Regions from separate parts of the Mus musculus genome. Here regions 1 and 2 are each linked to region 3. Evidence: chromatin loops called from intact Hi-C (ENCODE). Cell type or tissue: left cerebral cortex. All regions are shown on one strand. Links, peaks and the distances in the headings refer to the core of each region. The heading gives the core; the rest is flanking DNA. Region 1 holds the start of Cited2 (Cbp/p300-interacting transactivator, with Glu/Asp-rich carboxy-terminal domain, 2). Region 2 has its middle 520 kb from the start of Gm20125. Region 3 has its middle 570 kb from the start of Gm20125.

Region 1 (7,522 bases), core at 1,968-4,467, 1.2 Mb after region 3:
AATCTATTCAAAAAAATTATCTTGGCTTGGCCAAGATTTTGGAATGCAGGTTTTTGATAGGAAACGTCCCTTCTGATCTCCGTCAAAACCTCTTGGTTTTTTCAGCGTCATGTTCATGACATACAGGCCAAACTAGGAGTTGGACAAAAGAGAGAATTGTTAGAACTGAAAGCCATGTATCTCTTGCTCACTTCTCCAAAAAGTAAACATTCTTGAGGTTTCAAAATCATTTGCATACAGGGTTATAAATGCTTGACAGTCTGGAAAAAGGGTAGACAGGAAGAGAGAAGGTTTTGTTGTTTGGGGTGCTTGAAAAGGGACCAACTTGGGGAAGACATAGGAGTAATGCCAAAAAAAAAAAAATTACTGAATGGGGCAGGCAATGTATCAGAATTTCCAGTTCTCAAGAAATACAGGAGAGAGAGAGAGAGAGAGAGAGAGAGAGAGAGAGAGAGAGAGAGAGAGAGAGAGAGAGACTGTTAGCTAGAAGGGTGAAAAAGAAACGAGATGGGGGAGGGGTACTGGCTCTTTACAGCAGGAAGTCGTCCATGGACATCGAGTTATGAAGAAACAACCGTACTCAGAAGTCCTTATTCGGAGCGCTAAACTCGATTTCACCACTTAAAGAGAGAGATACACGCTCCAAACAGCCTCATCCTGGTGTAGGAAAAATAACTCGCAAAGCAAGAGAGCTAGGACTGGATAGTGGCCCAGACCAGTGTTAGGGGTTTTATTTGCAAGTCAATGAGCCAAATGGGCGATCGGGCTCGTTGTGCTTCGTTCTGCAAGCAAGGTTATTATTATCACCGCCTATTGCTCCACTGAACAATTTCACTGAAAAGGAAGACTAGTAGCCGTGTGTGCGCGCACTGTGCCATACAGGACGTGCTGCTACGTGCCCACTTCCAAAACGACTTTATTTACAAAGCGATTACCAAGCTATCTATCTGTTTTCCTTTTGCAGCAGCAGCAGCCTTACTCAGCCCTCGAATTTCTTAATTACAAACCCGTTTGCTTCTAAATCAACCCCAAACCGTCAGGCAAGAGCCCGGAGGGAGGCTGTGCAAGTTTGCACACACCCCCACCTCCTGGATCAAGGGCAACAGCAGAAGCAAGTAACTGTGTATGTGCAAAAAGGTGGATCTGGGGACGAGGATCGCTGAGTTTGTTTACAGAGCAGGGACGCCTCAGCTCGGATGCCAAAGCTACCAAGAGCTGCAAACGCAAACTTAGCAGAAGCACACGTACTCCCGGAGCGTGGAGCAGGCCGTAAAGTGCGGAGCGGATTCCAGAACCCCGGGAGTGGAGCCGCCCCGGCCTGTGAGCGCGCTCGGTCCACCTGCAGCCGCTGCCGCTCCCCGCCCCCAACCCCTGTCCTTGAAAAGAGTGGAGGTGCGGAGCGGGGGTGAGGGGTGGGGAGTTAAAGGGTGCATCCACACTAAGAAAAATACCTCAGTTAGGTGTACGTGCTGCCTGTATATAAAAAAAAACAAAACCACAAACACAAACACAAAGGCGCGGCTCAGGAAAGCGCGCTCAGAGGACAGGACACGATCGGCCCAGGGCTTTAAAAATCTAACTCGGGAAAGCATAGCCATTCTTCGTAGGTTGGGAAGAGTTTGGCACCTAAGAAAACTCTGCAGGGCAGGGAGGCTGAGCGAACCCCTTTTTCCTGTAGAGGGCAGGGCAGATCACTAGGTAAGCCGGGTGAGCGAGCTGGGGGTGGGGAGATCTAGCCAGAAGGAGGTGGGGAGTGCTCCTTGCTCCTCTCCTGTAGATGCTTCCGTGCACTGGGTGGCCGGGAGGACTAGCTCCGTGTCCCTGAGGTGGCAGGCACAACCTCGCCTTTGGGAGCCAGAAAGCCACTTCGGTCCGGAGACCTGCTGGGCGGCGCCGGGGCGCGCAGCCGCTGCGCACGTGCAGCGCGGACTCGCGGACGCGGCAGAGGACCCGATCCAGGGTGCTGATGTTCCGGGATCCGTGTGTTTGCGCTTGCCGCCGGGGAGGCTGTCGCTCCGCCCTTCCTGAGATCCTTATATTAACAGTGGCCAAAGCCCGGAGAAACACAGCTCATTGTTGGCAGCTGCCTGGCGGTCTTGCGGAGCGGCTAGGGCAGCGGAGGAAAAGAAAAGGGAACGGCTCGGAATTTGCTCCAGCGGCTGCTGCAAGACCTCGGCGCCAACCTCGCACCGGCGAGCGCCTCACAGCCCATCGGCTGTCCCTCTATGTGCTGCTGAGCCGGTCCTGGACTCGACGAGCCCGCCTTCGGTGTTCCGAGCAGAAATCGCAAAGACGGAAGGTGAGCGCGGCGGGCGAAGCTAGCCAGGGCTGCTGCCAGCCTAGTCCTCCGAGGGCAGGGCTGGCTCCGGGGACAAGCGTGAGGCGGAGCTGGGGAATAACAACAGGATGTGCAACCACAGGGTGAGGAGGGCTGATTGAATGCCTGAAGTTCGCGGCCCGGCTCCGGGGCACTTCCTTTATTAGGCCACTTCAGGGAACCCAGGGGGGTGTGGGCTCCGGTCCCCCTCCCCCCGCCACACTTTCCCGGATCCTAGGGGAAGGGGCAGGTCGCTCAGCGCCAGGCTGTGCGGGTCCGGCAGGCAGCAGGTCCGCCGAGGTAGCGAGCTCGGGTGCACGGGCTGCTGGTGGGCTCTCTCGGGGGTGGTGGTCTGCAGCTTGAGACGTGCTCGCGGGTACGGGGGGCTACAGAAGTGGGGTGCGCTCTGGTGGGCGACACGTGTGGCGCGGGTCTCAGCGTCTGCTCGTTTCGCTTTCAGGACTGGAAATGGCAGACCATATGATGGCCATGAACCACGGGCGCTTCCCCGACGGCACCAACGGGCTGCACCACCACCCTGCCCACCGCATGGGCATGGGGCAGTTCCCGAGCCCGCATCATCACCAGCAGCAGCAGCCCCAGCACGCCTTCAACGCCCTCATGGGCGAGCACATACACTACGGCGCGGGCAACATGAATGCCACGAGCGGCATCAGGCACGCCATGGGGCCGGGGACTGTGAACGGGGGGCACCCCCCGAGCGCTCTGGCCCCGGCCGCCAGGTTTAACAACTCCCAGTTCATGGGTCCCCCGGTGGCCAGCCAGGGAGGCTCCCTGCCGGCCAGCATGCAGCTGCAGAAGCTCAACAACCAGTATTTCAACCATCACCCCTACCCCCACAACCACTACATGCCGGATTTGCACCCCACTGCAGGCCACCAGATGAACGGGACAAACCAGCACTTCCGAGATTGCAACCCCAAGCACAGCGGAGGCAGCAGCACCCCTGGCGGTGCGGGTGGCAGCGGCACCCCCGGCGGCTCCGGCGGCACCTCGGGCGGCGCGGGTGGCAGCAGCGCGGGCGGCAGCGGCGGTGGCAGCACCATGCCCGCCTCGGTGGCTCACGTCCCCGCGGCAATGCTGCCGCCCAATGTCATAGACACTGATTTCATCGACGAGGAAGTGCTTATGTCCTTAGTGATAGAAATGGGTTTGGACCGCATCAAGGAGCTGCCCGAACTCTGGCTGGGCCAAAATGAGTTTGATTTTATGACGGACTTCGTGTGCAAGCAGCAGCCCAGCAGAGTCAGCTGTTGACTCGGTTAACCTCGCAGGCGGAAAGAAATCACCCTCCCCACCCCACCCCCACCCCCAACTTCTTCGGTGTGAATTAAAAAAAAAACAAAAAAACAAACATTCCCTTAGACGCAGTATCTCGCTTTTCAGATCCTGAAAGGGTTGAGAACCTGGAAACAAAGTAAACTATAAACTTGTACAAATTGGTTTAAAAAAAAAAAAGATTGCTGCCACTTTTTCCTATTCTTGTTTCGTTTTTTGTAGCCTTGACATTCACCTCCCTTATGTAGTTGAAATATCTAGCTAACTTGGTCTTTTTTGTTGTTTGTTTTTACTCCTTTATTTCCTCACTTTCTCCCGTGCTCAACTGTTAGATATTAAGCTTGGCAAACTGCTTAATCTTGTGGATTTTGTAGATGGTTTCAAATGACTGCGCTGCGTTCAGATTCATGAGTGAAAGGAAACATTGCATTTGTTGGCTGCATGATCTTTGAAGGGCAGATATTACTGCACAAACTGCCATCTCGCTTCATTTTTTTTAACTATGCATTCGAGTACAGACTTAAGTTTTCAAATATGCTAAACTGGAAGATTAAACATGTGGGCCAAACCGTTCTGGATCAGGAAAAGTCATACCGTTCACTTTCAAGTTGGCTGTCTCCCCTCCCCCATATGTACAGACAATAATAGGGTGTGGAATGTCGTCAGTGGCAAACATTTCACAGATTTTTATTTTGTTTCTGTCTTCAACATTTTTGACACTGTGCTAATAGTTATATTCAGTACATGAAAAGATACTACTGTGTTGAAAGCTTTTTAGGAAATTTTGACAGTATTTTTGTACAAAACATTTTTTTGAGAAAATACTTGTTAATTTATTCTATTTTAATTTGCCAATGTCAATAAAAAGTTAAGAAATAAACTTGTTTTCTAAAAGTCAGTCATTTGGGGGGGGTTGTCTTTACATTCCACTTGTTATTGCGAGTAAGCTTTCAAAGGATAATAAGTTTCAGGACACTAAAACAGGTCACCGTGAGCTTAAGGGAAAGCAGGATTTAGGATAATTGACATAATGCTGCTGGTTACCTTTGTAGCATGCCTCTTGGTGTGGTTTAATCAAAGGCTGAGAAGTTGTCACAGTGTTTTTGTTGTTGTTTCTTTGCTGTTGTTTCCATTTCCAGTGCTCCTTGGCTAGGAAGGCTAGCAATATTTAATCTTTCTCACTGCGTGGGGGTGGGGGGAGAAAACTGTTTTTGATTCAACTACTTAAAAGGACATGGACTAGAATATTATACTGAGTGATTGATGGGGTGGCATTAAATATAAATTACCTTTATTTCAAGTGATGAATTTTATTTCTGAGCAAAGGCGCTAAGGATAGACACATCTGCCAGCTTAACCTCAAATAGATTCTGACTGGTTTGCAGTTCTGGGTGCAAGAGGGGGGTGGAAACCTACCTTGAGGCTTCCAATAATATTTAAGTTTTGCTCCGAGGTTGACTCAAAGGTCAAATTACAACCTTCATAACATGTTCCCTCCCAAGCGTGCCCCATTTTCCAGAATTCTGAGCTGCCGCTGTCCCATGCATTAGGTGCCAGGGACCTCAGTATAAAATGAGTTTAACAGCCTGGGTGAGCTGAGTCTTTAAGCAGACCAAACCCACATTCAGTGGGTGTCAGGGATAGCCTTACATAATCAAGCAGAAGAGAAAGAAAGTGTCAGAGCATCCCAGGTGAGAGAGGAGTTAGGTTGTTGTTGCCTGTCATGTTTTCACGCTTTCAAGAGCAGCATACCCTCAGCCAAGAACAGAGACTCCCACTGACCCTATGGAGAGACCAAGGAAATGCAGGCCAAGAAGGTCTTACAGCAAACCTTGCTTCAAAAGAGCGGTCCCTTTTTGTGCTTTGAATCTGATCCTAAAGCCCATGTTTGCAGTCAGAACAAGCAGGTAGGGCTGCCCTGGAATCTGGCACATAGGCTGACTGAGAAGGACTCCGAGTGGCTCGACTCTGTTAAGTTCTATTTCCAAGCAGGACAGGTAAAATTAAGATGCATAGTGCACTGGGCTTTTTATAACTCTATAATTGACACCATCCTATTAATAATTGTGTTCTATGAAATCACGCAAAGCTCATTCACCCCAATTTTCAAACAACCCCATTTCTCCAAGAGTTAAAGCTGAAGTTCTCTTTAGCTACGGCATGTCAATATTGCATCTGCAATCCGGCAGTAAATCTTCCTAGCCAAGCATTTTTCACAGTAAGTTTTTCTTTCCTTTTTTCTTTTCTTCCCCCCTCTCCCAGGCTCAAGTGAAAAAAAAAAAAAAGTTTGCATACAGCAAATACTGGTTTGTTCTCCCAGGGAGTGTGTGTGTGTGTGTGTGTGTGTGTGTGTGTGTGTGTGTGTGTGTGTGTGTGTGTCATGAAGAGGCAAGCAAAGAATTGTCATACCACCCCGATTCACCATTTATTCTGCCAGGGAATAAGCCATAACACCTGCTCTGTCATTAAATCGCTCCTGCTGCTCCAATGCCGGACACGTATGTAGAGATGCAGAGCTCAAGGAACTATTATTAGAACTTGGACCCATCCCTGTTAGAACAGAGGACTCAGAGAGCTGGCTAAAAGCACAATTTGTCCTCAGTGCAAATACAAACTCCCCTCCCCCACCCACCATCTCTATTTCATTAAAACTCTCTTGATCAACAATTGAGCAGATCCTACGTGATATCTGCAGGTCGCTTTAGGCAGAGAAAAATAAGCCCTTGTTTAAACAACCTGATTAATGAAACCTGTACAGTGACCTAGATCACCCGGCTCCTGGCAGACATTTGCAAAACCTTCTGTGGTCTTGCTTCCTACTAAGTTGCTGAGGGCATATGGGGAAATTTGACCTCTGTACCTTGGCTGTTTGTCAGAAAGTTCTAACGTGGTACAAGAGGGCCTCTGTTCTTTAGGTTCTGCTCACAAACAGACACTGCACGCTTGATTTTCAAGACGAGATCAGTGATAAGCACAGCCCCATTGACACACAACAGAGGAATATGTCTGCGTGAATATAATCGTGCTGCTCTGCCGGGTGCTTGCTAAAATCCCGGTGGCAGCATCTTTGTGGCTGATAAAGACGTTAGAGCCCTGGATAGGTCTTTGAAGAACAGTTGCCTAATCACCACTGTTTATGGGGTGCTAGGCTAGAGCACTTGTTCCAGGAGGCTGACATCTATTGTGAAGTTTACGGTCTCTGTGACTTTTACTACTGTAAACGCCTGGGATGGCTATAAATTGATGTCAACATTAAAGGCCAGATCCTTTAGAGCAAAATATTAATCCACTAATCTATTATGGGTGGCTGGCTTTCAAATACAAACTTTGCAGCTCTGGATCATTAGGTGTTTTCGCCCCCTTGTGGAATTTATTCAGAAGGTTAAAGGAAAGCGCCTCTCTGGAGAGGTTTTTTTTTTTTCTTCGTTGCTGAAGACTTTGGTTTTTTTTTTTTTTTTTTTTTTTTTTTTTTTCCCTTGAGCAAATATTCCATGTTTGTTCAACCATTTTTTTTTTTTTAAATCAACAGGACTGGAGATTAAGCACTCTTTATAAAAATAAGAGTATCTTACCTACCTGTGGTTAAAGGTGCATAATTTGAGATTGGCTTCCTCTTTGGAAATATACACTGGCTTAGGGATTTTCCTTTTGAAAGAGCAAGGAATGGAGGTTTGGGCCAATGCTTTAGCGTATCAGATGTGGGGATGGCAAACATCTGAAGCCCCACAACAGGACTGCTGGTTTGTATATGAGGGTCAAGAAGACTATACTCAGTTGGGGTGAGGTTGAAGACATGGTGGGAAATATTCAGGAATGCAGAATGCAATTATGCACGTTGGAATGTGACCTAGCCACTGGCTCTAATCTAGTGAAAAGGACCACGGGAACTCTAATGAGAATAAATGT
Region 2 (7,522 bases), core at 1,627-4,126, 54 kb after region 3:
ATTTAATACATTACTTATTTATTAACACAAAATATTGAAAAATTAAATATCAATAATTTCTATTGGAGATAGCATTATTTCATGCTTTTATGGCTTAAAGAAATCATTTAAATTGAATTTTATGTGACAATAATTTAATAGAATTTTAATTTGAATAAAATGGCCCCAGATGCTCATACATTTAAATACTTAATCCCCAATAGGAATTGTCTAGGAAGGATTTTGAGGTGTGTCCTTGGATGAGGTGTATAACTAGGGAAAGGCTAGTTTCCTTCTCTGTATCCTACTTAAGTCCAGCATGGACTATAACCCTCTGAAATTGTAACTCTAATTAAACACTGTTTTTTAAGTTACTTTGGTCATAGACCTTTGTCACAGTAATAGAATAGTAACTAAGACAAATGGGAAAATGTCTATCATTTCTGTCAGCAACAGGGCTTATAGGTAATGATTCCCAGTAGATACCTGATATTACAGGCATAACTTGCTATATTTTGGACATCATTTCCCAAAGGACCATATGTTAAATTCTTGGTCTTCTTTGGGGTTCTATTAAGTGGTACTAGAACCTTAATAATTTACAGCTTAGTGTAAGTGATTAGGTCTTTGTGGGTTTATTCATGATGTGGTATTAGCCAGTTTCTTTTTGTTCTTTACTTCACGATTCACGAGATGAGCTGCTTTTCTCTGCTACATTTTCCTGCCATGATGGTCTGTGGCATTAGAGAGCAAAAGTAGAAAACAAAACAAAGCAAAGCAAACAAAACCCCCAAAATAACAAAAACTCTAAAACCTGGTGCCAAATTAAGCTGTTTCTTTCTATTCCCTCAGATGTTTCTTTATAATTAGAAAGATCAAAGACAATTGCAATCATTACATATAACATACTTTTCAATAAATTACGTTTAACTTACAAACACAGTACAATATTAGATTAACAAGAATAAATAATAATTCAAACACTTAAAAATATTATGTAATAAATTTGGGTGAGCAGTTTTTTACTTCTCTCTCTCTCTCTCTCTCTCTCTCTCTCTCTCTCTCTCTCGGTAACTTATTGTACTATAGATATTATCAACATCAACAATTGAAGAAAATGCTTTTAGAATTCTGTTTGGCTTCTCTGACTAACCAGTGTCAAGAGTCATGGAGTTAGGATCATGAATAAGCAAAACTCCTTAATTAAAATATATAACACTTCATAAGCAAGTCAACTAGTAAGGGCCCAATGTGGGGATATGGCACTTGGCTTTACAGCATCAGAGAATACTTCACTGAATAAACAGAATGTTCACAAGACATGGCAGAGCACACCACACAGAATATATGAAGGTTTAAATTATGAATTGTTTATTTCTATAACATATTTTAAAATTCTGATGATGGTAGATTGTAGAGAACTGTATCTGTCAAAATAGAGGAAAATACATAGGAATTAAATTTAGAACATTAATATTTTCCACACAAGATTGTAATTTGGATATCCTAAATACTCCCTAAAATAACAAACATCTGAACTTTAATTATTATTAGTTGCAATGAAAAAGTGGTAGAAACCAGGCAGTGGTGGCACATGCCTTTAATCACAGCACTTGGGAGGCAGAGGCAGGCAGATTTCTGAGTTCAAGGCCAGCCTGGTCTACAGAATGAGTACCAAGACAGCCAGGGCTACACAGAGAAACCCCATCAAAAAAAAAAAAAAAAAAAAAAAAAAAAGAAAGAAAGAAAGAAAATAAAGAAAAAGAAAAAAGAAAAAGAGGTAGAAATAGCTGACAAATTATCAAGCTTTCAGCATTTATGATTTTTCAATCATTGACTAATTTGTTCTTTGTTCAGTTAGCATACCATTTGTTTTGTGCTAATTAGGAGGTCACACAGAAGCCAGGACAAAAGCTGCTCATCATAAATTCCTGCTTCTGATGAAAACCTCTGCAATCCTTATCTCTGCTGTGACCTGTGTGTTTATGTAACAACTCAGGGTCTTTACTTACATTAAAAATGAATGAAACATGTATGTTCACTTCAAATGTTAGAAAGAAAACCTGTTGCAAATGACTTCTAATGATACTTCATCTATTTGCATGACAAATTTCCTGAAATAATTTAGATTAATAACTTTGCTTTCATTTACAACCAACCAATCCCACTTACAAAAATTGAAAGTCTTCATAAGTAAAATATATGGGTTGTCCATTATTTCCATAGATGTCGTCTTTTAGAAGCATGTGCCTGAAGACATGTAATAAAAATATGAACCCCTTACAGAACTACTATGATAAACAATGATATCAACTCTGAATGAAAAAAAAGGGGGGAAGCCATAAATTCAAAAATACTTAAAGGAGATTTTAATTAAAAATAAATGGAACAATTAAGCTAATGATCTACAGATAATATTGGCAAAATAAACTCATAAAATAGTACATGTTAGTGGTTTCAATTATGTACATAAGTATAATTTGCAGTAATTTGCTACTAAAATGGATTAAGAAGAATTTTGAGAGGCAGGGTCCTTAGAAAAATGTTCTTGGTCACTTTCTTTTTTCCCAACAGTCTTATGAAACTGTTGACCAATCACCAGCCACAGAATTTATGATCTTCTGTTTCTTTCACTTACACTGTGTTAATGATATCTCATCCTATGATACACAAGAGTTCTTATAGTTTCAAATGTGACTTAGTTTTTATATTTGTTATACAAAACTGTACGTACTTAGTTTGAATATCTGGTCCATTCTGGGCTGTTTTCACTTTGATATTTATGATTAAGCAAATGAAGGTACCTTGATCCTTTTAAGTGACTTAAATAAAATATGGAGGGTTTTAAGAAACAATATAGTTGTACAAATGACATTCAATGTAACTGAGAATTAATTCTTTTTCTACCATTATGGATACCTGTATTATTGTGTTCACGTGCTGTAAAGTTGGGCTTTAGTTACATTTGGCTTCCCAACACTTCCAAAATATACCACAGATTTGTGATCCCTACATCTTTAAGTGCATATGTAACACAGACTAAAATATCCTTCCCCGGGCTCAGATGACTGCCAAACACATGCCTCATTAGAACAAGCCAACAGAAATATCTCTACTCCAGTGTTACTATCCATGATTCATTTCCTTCCTCCTACCCATTTCCTTCCTTCCTCCAAATCTCCTTTCCTCCTCATTTTATGGCATTTACACCCTCTCATCTTTGAGGAGACACTATGACACATTTCATCAAAGGGCTAGTTATAGAGTTAGATAACAGGAGACTGAGTCAGCGTTCCAGTTGCATATTTGAGCAAGGTCTTCATATTTTCCACTTTGCTCATCATTAACACTTAGGGATGTGTTAAACACTACTGTAGGCATTATATACGAATGAAACATTAATAAATGAAGAAAAGTTATGCTTAGCATATAACCAATCCATCTACCTATTTTATTACCCTAGTGATTACATATGTGGTCTGAATCTCTTTCTATTATATTTCTTAAAAAACAGAATATTTATCCTTTCCCAAGCTGAAATAGTCATCAGCCAAATAATTGAGGTTTGTGTACTTTTGCTTTTATTAGAATATAAAAGAGACTGTCTTAAAAAGGAGACCAGATATAAATACAATATACATGGCCTAAAGATAATTGTATACAATATGCTCAATTAAGCTATGTTTTGTCTGTGACCCATCCATCATTTGAGGTCAAGTACAGAATTTATAATTATGTCAACATTAAGAGAAGTTTTTTATTTTGGAGCATTTCAATTTTTGGATATGTGAATTAGGATGCACAAACTGTGTTAACAAAGTCACAGTACAGTGTAATTATATTGTTCTCTGTACAACATATGCTCATTCACAAAAATCGAAAATGTATGTTATTAGCAAGCATATAGCACATAACTGAAAAACAGGCCACAACATTATTGTCTAGTGCAATTTTTTTATAAATCCAGTAGGATGGCCAAAGTACTGGACATCTAAGAGTTTATAGTGAGGAGCCTGCTGCTGATGTCCAGGAACAACTGCCTAGAAATTGTTCACTTTAACATCCATAGTTTCTGTGTAGGGAGTAGTGGGACATATGTGGACACATGTCTAAGGACATCTCACCTTTTTCAAAATACATATAAGTACATTCAGGAGAAGCAACATGTAGTTTTAGATGAGTATGAATTGTCTATTATCTTAGTAGAATCTCAAAATTATACCTACATACCATATCCTGTAGTGCATAAAGGACAAATATCTATTTCTAATACCAGAATCATGGGAATATATTAGAGTACCAGGAGTAAACTCAGTGTCTGCATCTTCCTTGGTCTTATTTATAAAGTGAAGTCTTCATCCTCCATTCTTGATTTTAGTGTCTATTGTCTACCCTTTTCTGTATAGGATCACTGGCTCTAACAGCCTTTAGGGGATATACTATTAGTCTATTTCAGGGTCCCAATTTGTCTAAAGTTGGAGATCAGTGGAGGTGATTTGATATCTGCTTTGGATTGGCTGAGTCACCATGCCCGCTTCAGTGTCTGCCTTCCACCTGGATCCTTTCTGTTGGATGTTCAGATTCTAAGTTCTCTTCCTATTGGACTTCTGGTATTTTGACACTTTCTTACATTGAATCTCTGATTTTGATCTCACACTGCTGTACTTGCTGGTGTAATAAAGACACAACTGTTAGGATGTGGTAATTTACATGTCACTTTGTATAGTAATTTGAGTTACGAGTGAAGAAGAGAATCAGAGGCTGATTAGAAAGTCTAGACTAATTTGCATCAAAGAGAAGTGAAAGAATTATAATAAGAAGCTGAGGGAGAGAAGGAGTGGGCGAAATAGTTCAGTTCGTTTTTGCATAAAGGAAAAATGGAGAGAGAGAGAGAGTCAGAGACACAGAGACAGATATCAAGGACAAAAGTCTTGCCATGCATTTGAAAATTATGTACCATCACATGTAATCCGTGTCATCCTTAGTGTAATTTCAATAAGTGTTTTAATTGATATTCAACTTTCTCATGTTGGAATTCATTTGAATGGGAAACATTGCTTAGACCACACACTCTGCTGAGCTTCACAGTTTACAGCATTGGCTAACAACACTTCAGCCTGGGCAAATCTGCCCAAATTATCCCCCGCTTTGCTTTAGGATTGACCTTAGTTAGTGGCTGTTGTGTTGTCTGCCACACTGCAGACACTATCTGAGCCAGACGGTTAATAACAATGACTAGCCATTTATACTACAATTAAAAGGGTGTTCTATGGAAATATTCTGCATTAAATTGATAACTACTGGCCTTTTGATGTTCAGTTGAAATCTATGTAATCATGATATTCATGGCATTTTATTATACATAACAAAGAATTTTTTTCTTCCATCTAACTTTCTATACCCTGCATACATTTGTCTCTTTATTGAGAATAAAGAGCTATGTAACTCCCTTTTGAGTTGTGAAATGTGTTGTCCACTCCACCAGAAGAAACAGCATGTGGTCTAAATAAAAGGAAAGGGGTGCTATATAGGACACTGAACTCCTTCTGAAATTAGGGTAGGTTTCCTCAGAGTTCATGAATCGGTATTGGCAGTATAGCAGCAAAGAATAATCTTGGAGCCATTCTCAGCAGGATGCATGCTTCAGACATATCACCAAGATAAATAGCTTTAGTTAAGCACATTTGATATAACCATCAAAGTTTATTTCATGAAAACAAAGCGAAAGCATTCAGCTATTCTCCAGACAAAAGCACATTTATATTCATAGAGTTGAAAGGGATCAAAATAGCCTTATCATGATAAATTTCAACAATCTGAGGTTTTAAAGGGTGAAGCTATCTTCTCAAGGTCATGATTAGATTTTAGAGCTAGATTTTAGAATTTGCGAACACCGATTCAGTGACCTTTATGCTACATTACATTTTGTCTAAATTATTGATATATAGGGTGTCAAAAATACCAAAATATCAAAATTATTTATATTTTCTGTCTTAAATCCCATGGTTTAATATCTAGGGTACATTTTTCAAGTGTAGACATGTTTAATTTGAGTCTTTGCAAAGAGGTTACTTAAACAGCAAGGAGAATGATTAATTTCATCAGAATTGCAACAACATGTTAAACTTAATTTAATTTAGACATGACTTTGAATGTTTAATCTAAAAGGACCTTTAAAGATCAACTGAAAACATATTAAACATACTAGTAACACTTTAACTAAAAAAAAAAATAAGCTTAAAAATTTATACCTGCTTATTTATATTTTTCTGTCTTTCAAAAGATGGGAAGTCCTATTAAAATCGCAGTCTGCACCATTGTTGCACAATATGCAATGCTTAAAATCATCAATATCAATGCCTCAAAACATTTTCTTTTGCCATATACTAATATGCTAAACTATGAATTAATATTTATAATTTAGAGATTATTTGCAAATAAATTATTATACATACTTAAGTATTCTGAGCATTCTCACAAGTCACATATCATCAAAATTCAAGCAAAATATTTCTATGTCTAGAATTAATTTAAGGTGATTCCTGGCACTATTTAGTGTGGTTCAATATTGAATAAAAATGTTTATGAAATACATCTGTATGCATTGCTCAATGTTTCTGTGTACTTAAAGTAGTCTAAGCAAGGTTTTTTGTTTGTTTTTTATCATTCAGAGTGTACAACTAGCCATGGAATAAAAGGCTGCGTTTTCTGTTACAGATGGGTAATTATTGTCGAGTTAATTCAGAATCCTATTTGTTAAAGCTATACATTGAAAGTTTAAAAGGACAGTCAGTAGGAAAATTTGAAGATGTGAAGTGTCTGTTCAATACCATGTCCTGTATGTTTACAGTACACCTGAATAAAATAAAATCCCTGCTTGATATGATTTGAAAATTAAATGGCCCCCAGAGGCCCAGTTAGTTTCCATCCGGTGGTCCTGTTTGGAAAGGCCATGGAAACTTAAGGAGGTGGAACATTGAGAATAAATATTTCATAGGGGTATGCTTTAAACTTTTGTAGTCTGTCTTGGTATCTCTCTTTTTCTCTACCTCCTCTCTTTCTCCTTCTTTCTTTCTTCTCCCTGCCTCGTCCATCCCTCCCCTTCTCTCCTTCCCTCTTTCTGCTCCTACTACTGTATTTTTTCTGCCATGGTGAATGGAATTTTCTTTGGAACTGTAAACCAAATAAACACACTACTTCAATTTGCCTTTAGTCTGGGTATTTTATCACAGCAACAGAAAAAATAACTAATATGCATGCCTTGGCTAAACTTTCTAATTGTCCTTACCAGGTATTCTTTGACTATGAAGGGTCATGTTCAGGTGCACTGCAGGAAGACAACATGAGCTTCATCTGTCAATTTCACTGAGCTAAGACCAGATACTTTCTCTGTTCCCAGCCTGAGAAGAACCTATCTCTAGCCTTACTATGGTTTTAGCATAGTAAGTACTAACTTGTTAATGCTAACATATCTTTATTCCTGCCCTGTTAATAGCTCCTTCAGTTCCAATCATAATAAAAATAATGTCAATTTCATTCTCTG
Region 3 (7,522 bases), core at 1,730-4,229:
TGGAGTCTGCCTCTTTTGTCCCTAGTTTGCTTCAGGTCTCCTGTTAGGCATGTGGCCCTGGCTGAAGCAGACCACCTGTGGGGCCTTCCAAATGGGGCTTTTCAGAGGGACAGAGAAACTGCTGATCTGTTGCCCTGGCTGAAGTAGATCTCTTGGGAGGCCTTCAGACTAATGGGTCTTCAGAGGACCAGTCAAGCTATTGTCCTGTGTGAAGCTGTTCTCCAGTGGGGCCTACAGACTGTTTTTTCTGTTTCCCGGTGTGCAGCAGAACTTCATGGAGGCTTTCAGTCTGTTTGGTCAGTTGCCCTACATGCCACAGAACCCCCAGGAGGTCTTCAGATTGTAAAGTCTGTTACCCAGTTGCCCTGTGTACAGAGGAGCACCTAGGATGCCTTCATGCTGTGGTGTCTTCAGAGCAACAGACAAGCAGGCAGTCAGTTGCTCAGTTGCCTTGTGTGTAGCACATCTCCTGGGATGCCAGTTGCCCTGTGTGCATCAGATCTCCTTGGAAACCTCAGGCTGTGGTGTTAATTGTCCTGTGGGCAGTGGATCCTCTGGGATGGTTCAGTATATGGTATCTCCAGGGGAGCAGACTAGCTAACAGTCTGCCCCAGGAGAAAGGACACAATATCACTACTAACCAAAATGCATTCATAAATGATAGCTTCTGAGAAAGAGAACTTTTTTCTTTAATAGATTGACACTGAATGTACACCCTAGGTCAACCCCCACATTCAAGAATAGTTAAACAACACAAATCAGACTCCACATTTTTTAGTGGATGTCCTTGTTGTTGTAGTTGTTGTTGTGAATGATGACGACGACGACGATGATGATAATTGCCATAAATTACTTCTTTCTTTTATCTTTTTTTTTATTAGGTATTTTCCTCATTTACATTTTCAATGCTATCCCAAAGGTCCCCCATACCCACCCCCCCAATCCCCTACCCACCCACTCCCCCTTTTTGGCCCTGGCGTTCCCCTGTACTGGGGCATATAAAGTTTGCAAGTCCAATGGGCCTCTCTTTGCAGTGATGGCCGACTAGGCCATCTTTTGATACATATGCAGCTAGAGACAAGAGCTCTGGGGTACTGGTTAGTTCATATTGTTGTTCCACCCATAGGGTTGCAGTTCCCATTATCTCCTTGGGTATTTTCTCTAGCTCCCCAATTGGGGGCCGTGTGACCCATCCAATAGCTGACTGTGATCATCCACTTCTGTGTTTGCTAGGCCCCGGCATAGTCTCACAAGAGAGAGCTATATCTGGGTCCTTTCAGCAAAATCTTGCTAGTGTATGCAATGGTGTCAGCAGTTGGAAGCTGATTATGGGATGGATCCCTGCATATGGCAATCACTAGATGGTCCATCCTTTCGTCACACTTCCAAATTTTATCTTAAGAGAGAAAAGAGAATATGGTTTGGTGCGTAGTTTGGGTATAATCTGGGAGGAGCAAGCCAAGGATAGATGAAAAAGAATGTGATAAAAATGTTCAAATGAAGAAAAGTGGAAAGATTTATTATGTCATTATAAATACTCAAGCAGTGAAATTCAAATGTGGTTTTATAGTTAGCAAAAAAGGAATAGAATAAAGTCAAAATGTTGCCAACATTCAATTCTCTGTGTTGCTAGGTGGGCTTAATGAAGCATTATTAATGAAAGTATTCCAATACTACTCCAATTGCAAAGTTTTGCATAACTAAATAGGATATTTATTCTCCTTGTAAAGGAGATGAAATAATTCTGTAAAAAGCAATGAGGGTTTTTTGGTTTTGTTTGTTTGTTTGTTTGTTTGTTTGTTTTTGTTTTGTTTTGTTTTGTTTTGTTTAAACACAGACTGTAGTTTTCTAGATGTTTGTCACTGATTTTTTTTTAAATCACCGAAAAGATGAAAAAGAGTGTAACAAAACTTCATGCAGTATATATGAGATATTTTACCAATTATCAAATCTGGCTCACTCCCACATTTATGCTTCCCATAAGAATGATTACAGTGAAGCAAACCCTTCCCTCCAGAACTTGGCATTTGCAGATATCAATCCTACTTACTTTGAAGATACAGAGAAAAAATATAGATAACACTTAAATTTTGTAATATATAAATAATAAACAGTAATTGGTTTAGACTGTAAAGTTTAGAGTTATGACCTAACTAATAAATATTAAATTTTCTCATTTTATATTAGTTTATTTGATCACAATATGTTGGAAATCCAGACACAGCACAGACCTTTACAACACCTTTCGTTTGTCATTTAACCACAGCATTTTTAAGAACTTTACCATTTTTTTGTTGTTGAAAAATGAATTATTTCATTTATTTCAGTAAGTTTGATATTTTCTTTGAGATGTTTCAGATTTTTTTATTTGAATTTTTCAGGTTTATTTTATTTTTAATCTGATTACACCCCCTCCATAAATGTAGAGAACGAATAGCTCTTAGAAATAGCTAGTTGTCATGTTGTTACCACTCCATTATCATTAGCTGCTGTCTACAGTAACAATATTCACATTGTTAATTATGTCTCCCTTAAGCCACATATAAGTCTTCATTCTCAGTCAAAGTATCTATGGTTGAAAAGCCAGTGAAGACAGAACCACTAAAGTTGCTAAAGCATTGGGAAGTGAGCACATGTACCAACACACTAGGCAATGGGAGGCTGTGAGGAAGCCTTTGAAATAGAATCATCTTTTTGTTCAACTGCATCCAAACTGAAAGTCCAACTTGTTCCTTTTTATTTCAGTGATACAGTTTGATGGAAATGAGTCAGGGTGCTATAATGATCGTATAAAAGAGACTGGAGCCTGGTGATGTCATCCTTTATTTCAATCCTGGTTTTCTTTTATGAGCATCTGCCCACTGATGTTACTCACCAAGTATAGAGTAAGAGGATAATGAGGTCTTTTGGAAAGAGAAATGAGCCATATACTCAGAAATAAAGGTAGCATCTTGGGAAAAGAAGAACAAGTGCTACTGCCTAGTATTTCACAAATATTAAATAGACACTTTTTAGGCATCATTTTCTCTCACCAAATAATTATAAGGACATCATACATTTATCCACTCAAATTTAAGAAATGTATCCAAAGTTCCTGAACCTGTATCTAGGTGGTAGGAAAACTATAATTTCTTTTAAGTCCTTCGGTATGTAATCAATGGACACAATACCCATGTTTTTCCTTCCTTTTGCTTCTTTAGAGTAATATGGAAGAAATAATCAGGAAACAGCACTAATAAATCCTGTGATTGATACACTGTAGTTTTTGGTGCAATGCAGTCCATTTTTCAGGGTTTAAGGGAGGCTACATAGAGAAAGGTACACTCTGATCTAGGACTGTGGTAACACACCTCTGTACCTGCAGCACTGGAAAGGGTGGCCAGAAAATGAAGAATTTTCTCTGAGCCTGGGAGAAACCTTTATGTTATAGTCGTATGTAGTATTCCAGAAGAGGTAAGACCAATCAGGGGTGGAGGAAGTATTTTTAAAAGAACATTAAAGGAACATAAAAATGGCACCAAGTGGCTAAAATGTGATCATTGGGGGTACAGTGTGAAGCAATCAGAGCAACAGAGATAGAAGTGAAGAGAGAGGAAAGGCTGATGTTTCTATAAGTCCACAGAGACAAACAATGAAAGACTACCCACTATTAGAAGAGATGACAGCCATGCACTGACTTTTAGAAACTCCACTCTGGAATATGTAGTACTTGGAATAGAACGTAATTGTGATATAGTATATACGCAATTCAGAAAATCATTTTATCATCTGCTTTCTTTATGGGAAACTGTGGGGTTGATTTGAAAATTTCTCATTTCTGTAGATTTTAATTTACTTTCAGTTGAAGGATTCATTTCTGCTTGAATATCCTCTTTGAAAATAAATAGCACACAAGGTCACATAATGACATTTTATAGTTTTTGTAATATATTTATGTAAATACCTGATATTTTTATTTAGGCTACAAGAAATAGCAAGGAACTAAGAAATGAACATAACATAGAAATTGTCTCACTTTTGAACTCAGGTAAAGGAGCACATGATCATAAAGAGAAATCTAAAGAAATTTTAACACAGTTATAGGTGAGTTAATTTCTTATTAAAAAAAAAAACAAAACAATACTGCACACATACTTCAGTTACTTTCTGCAAATAACTGGTTGACAAGAAAGACCAATGAATGGGCTAGTCTTCAAGCCACATCTAACAACAATATTAACTATCCAGAAAGGAGCCAGTTATCCACAGAATTTAGGCAAAGCATGCTTGCTGCCTCTGGAATATTCTGACATTCATAAAAGATCTTTAAACCACAAAAAAAAAATTATGGAAGATCTTTTTTGTGCTATAGAAGAAGCAGTATAAAGGGAAATACTGGCTAATGCCTGAATTTCTCCTTTTGAACTATTTTAATTGATTTTTGTCCTTAGCCAATCTATACAATACAGTTTACATTCCTGGTGGGTCTTCCCTCCCTAGTTAAATATCTTTAGAAATTTCTGCTCACACATGTGTGCGCAAACACACAAACATGAAGAAGGGATCTCAATAGTCTTCCAGCTAATTTTAAATTCTCAAAAATATGAAATGATTAAGTATGATAGTCGTTAATATAAGAATATTTTCTCTTGCAGTACTTGGGAGACAGAAGCAGATGGATTTCTGAGTTTGAGGCCAGCCTGGTCTACAGAGTGATTTTCAGGATAGCCAGGGGCTACACAGAGAAACCCTGTCTCAAAAAAAAAAAAAAAAAAAAAAAAAAAAAACAAAAAACAAAACAAAACAAAAAACAAAAAACAAAAAACAAAAAACAAAAAACAACAAAAAGAAAAGAAAAGAAAAGAAAAGAAACAATATTTTCTCTTAAGCAAAATGTAAAGAAAAGTAAAAAGTAGCCATGATTAAAGAAATCACGGAGTCTGGGTGAGCTCAGTTTGTCAAGATGAGAAAATGAGGAATCTATATGTTAAAGATTAACATTTTTTCAAAATTCCAACATAAATTAATAGTAATACTGGAACAATTAAGTAACATAATCTGATGTGAGCATTTCATACACCATATATACATTAATTTCTGCTTCTTTTTATTGAACAATAGCAATTGAAATAAACAAAAATTGTATATGTACTATATTATCTGAAGTAGAATATAAAGAGAACTCAAAAATTCTAATAATTCAAACTAACAGAAGCATAGCAATAAAATAAAACAATGAAAAATTTGCAAATAACTCAAAAATAGAATGCAGCTAACAAGTAAACCCCCCAACAAAGGCATTCCGTACTAATAATTGTTGAAGAAACTAAATCAGTGCAATAGTAAGAAGCCAGAACAAGCCTTCTAGACTGCTCAATATTGACAAGAAATTTATAGAAAATAGATAGTCATTGTACCACATCAGTATGCTGCACACTGAGGATCTGAGGCAGGAAGATCATGTGTTCAAAAGGCCAGACTTGGATACATAATAATTTTCAGGCTGACATGTACTGTGAGGAGAAATGTTGTTTTCAAACTAAACCAGAAAATAAAATCTCAAGTGAGATGCAATTGTTACAGAATATGCCAAACTACATGATCATTTTGGGAAATGGTGTAGTTATTTCTTAGGGAATTAAGTGTAAAAGTTGTGTATTGGAGACAGAAACTACCCAACAAGATTGTAAACACCTGTATATGCTCACATAATAACATGAATACAAAAATCACATATATGCATGTATGTATATATACATATATATGTATATATATATATATATATATATATATATATATGAATTCATAATTGTGGTGGTTAATCCCCATTGTCGACTTGTGAGGTTTGAAAACAGGAAGAAAATAAATCAGTGAGATCTGTAATGCATTTATTTGAACTAGGTTAATTGAAGTGAGAAGATTCAACATTACTGTGGGAAATAAATAAATAACTCAGCCCAAAGATGGAGGTATGGGCTGAATGAAGAGGAGGAAATTACAATTATCCATTAATATCAACTTCCTAAATCCAGGTTTTTTTGTTTGTTTTGTTTTGTTTTTTAATTAGAGCAAGGGAAGAGTAACTAATACAGTCACATACTTACAAGGACAAAATTGCACCAATGAAAGCAAGTCAGCTGTTACCAGAAGGGGACATTGTAAAGAGAGTGAGCAGTCAAGAAACTTATGGGATTATGTTGGGATGAGAAAAATATTCTATATTTTATTTGTGGTGGTGTGATTGCATTTCTATTTACTTTCAACGAGTTAATATGAATCAATTTAAATGATACATCAATAAATCTGTTAGATGAATAATGCCTCCTTAATCCTCCCACACTCCTATGTTGAAATGTAACCACCAGAGCCTCAGGATGTGACTTTATCACATCAATTAAAGTGAGGTCATCAGTATGAATGCAATGCTGGAGGACTCATATTCCTTAGACATAGGGCATCTATATATAAAGAAACTGCATAGGAGATGATGTTAAGATATTTAGGAAGAACATTATGTGCACATTCAAAGATAATAATTTAGAACTGTATTTTTGACTCAGTTCTCAGAAGACTAATTCTGTCAGGACTTTAATTTTGACTTCTAGACTCTAAAATAATGAAGCTATAAAATTCTTGTGTTTGGGCCATGTAGTTACCATATCTCTAAGAAACTAGTATATTTGACCTGAAAAATTACTTTGGAAAATTTTATATTCACAATTGAAAAATAAAAACAGTCCCTATTATATTACAGACAGTTTCTCTATTTTTTCCTTTTTTCATTGGGTATTTATTTCATTTACATTTCCAATGCTATCCCAAGAGTCCACACACGCTCCCCCCATTCCCACTTCTTGGCCCTGTCATTCCCCTGTACTGAGGCATATAAATTTTGCACTACTAATGGGGCTCTCTTTACACTGATGGCCGACTAGGCAATTTTCTGATTCATATGCAGCTAGAGACATGAGCTCCAGGGGGGTACTGGTTAGTTCATATTGTTGTTGCACCTATAAGATTGCAGATCCCTTTGGCTCCTTGGGTGCTTTCTCTAGCTCTTCCATCGGGGATCCTGTGGTCCATCCAAGAGCTGACTGTGAGCATCCACTTCTGTGTTTGCTAGGCCCCGGCATAGTCTCACAAGAAACAGCTATATCTGGGTCCTTTCAGCAAAATCTTGCTAGTGTATGCAATGGTGGCAGCGTTTGGAAGCTAATTATAGGATGGATCCCCGGATATGGCAGTCTCTAGATGATCCATCCTTTTCTCACAGCTCCAAACTTTGTCTCTGTAACTCCTTCCATGGGTGTTTTGTTCCCAATTCTAAGAAGAGGCCAAGTGTCCACACTTTGGTCTTCGTTCTTCTTGAGTTTCATGTGTTTTGCAAATTGTTATCTTATATCTTGGGTATCCTAAGTTTCTGGGCTAATATCCATTTATCAGTGAGTACATATTGTGTGAGTTCCTTTGTGATTGGGTTACCTCACTCAGGATGATGCCGTCCAGGTCCATCTACTTGCTTAGGAATTTCATAAATTCATTC

What was found. Peaks named below come from ENCODE experiments on the same cell type or tissue, not always from the same donor. Only the 100,000 strongest peaks of a DNase experiment are listed, where the experiment ranks them.
Region 1: it touches region 3 in a loop (4-fold over the local background); 2 of 42 quality-filtered maps call a loop at or near these places.
Region 2: a loop joins it to region 3, with 5 times the contacts of the local background. A loop is called at or near these places in 2 of 42 quality-filtered maps.

What each region holds. Positions count from the first base shown.
Region 1 is chr10:17,721,161-17,728,682 of GRCm38, forward strand. Cited2 (Cbp/p300-interacting transactivator, with Glu/Asp-rich carboxy-terminal domain, 2) reads left to right here and starts at 2,068. Exons shown (of 2, transcript NM_010828.3): 1 at 2,068-2,299; 2 at 2,778-4,514. The coding sequence starts at 2,786. The coding sequence ends at 3,595. In left cerebral cortex, for the core only: a CTCF peak has its summit at 3,283; DNase peaks (open chromatin) are centred at 1,995, 2,941, 3,263 and 4,095; H3K4me3 peaks cover 2,500 bases; H3K27ac peaks cover 2,369 bases.
Region 2 is chr10:16,575,665-16,583,186 of GRCm38, forward strand. No RefSeq gene overlaps it. Among named protein-coding and RNA genes, the nearest start is that of Gm20125, 520 kb to the right of the region's middle. In left cerebral cortex, for the core only: no CTCF peak of the experiment used is centred there; a DNase peak (open chromatin) is centred at 3,084.
Region 3 is chr10:16,521,569-16,529,090 of GRCm38, forward strand. No RefSeq gene overlaps it. Among named protein-coding and RNA genes, the nearest start is that of Gm20125, 570 kb to the right of the region's middle. In left cerebral cortex, for the core only: no CTCF peak of the experiment used is centred there; a DNase peak (open chromatin) is centred at 2,768.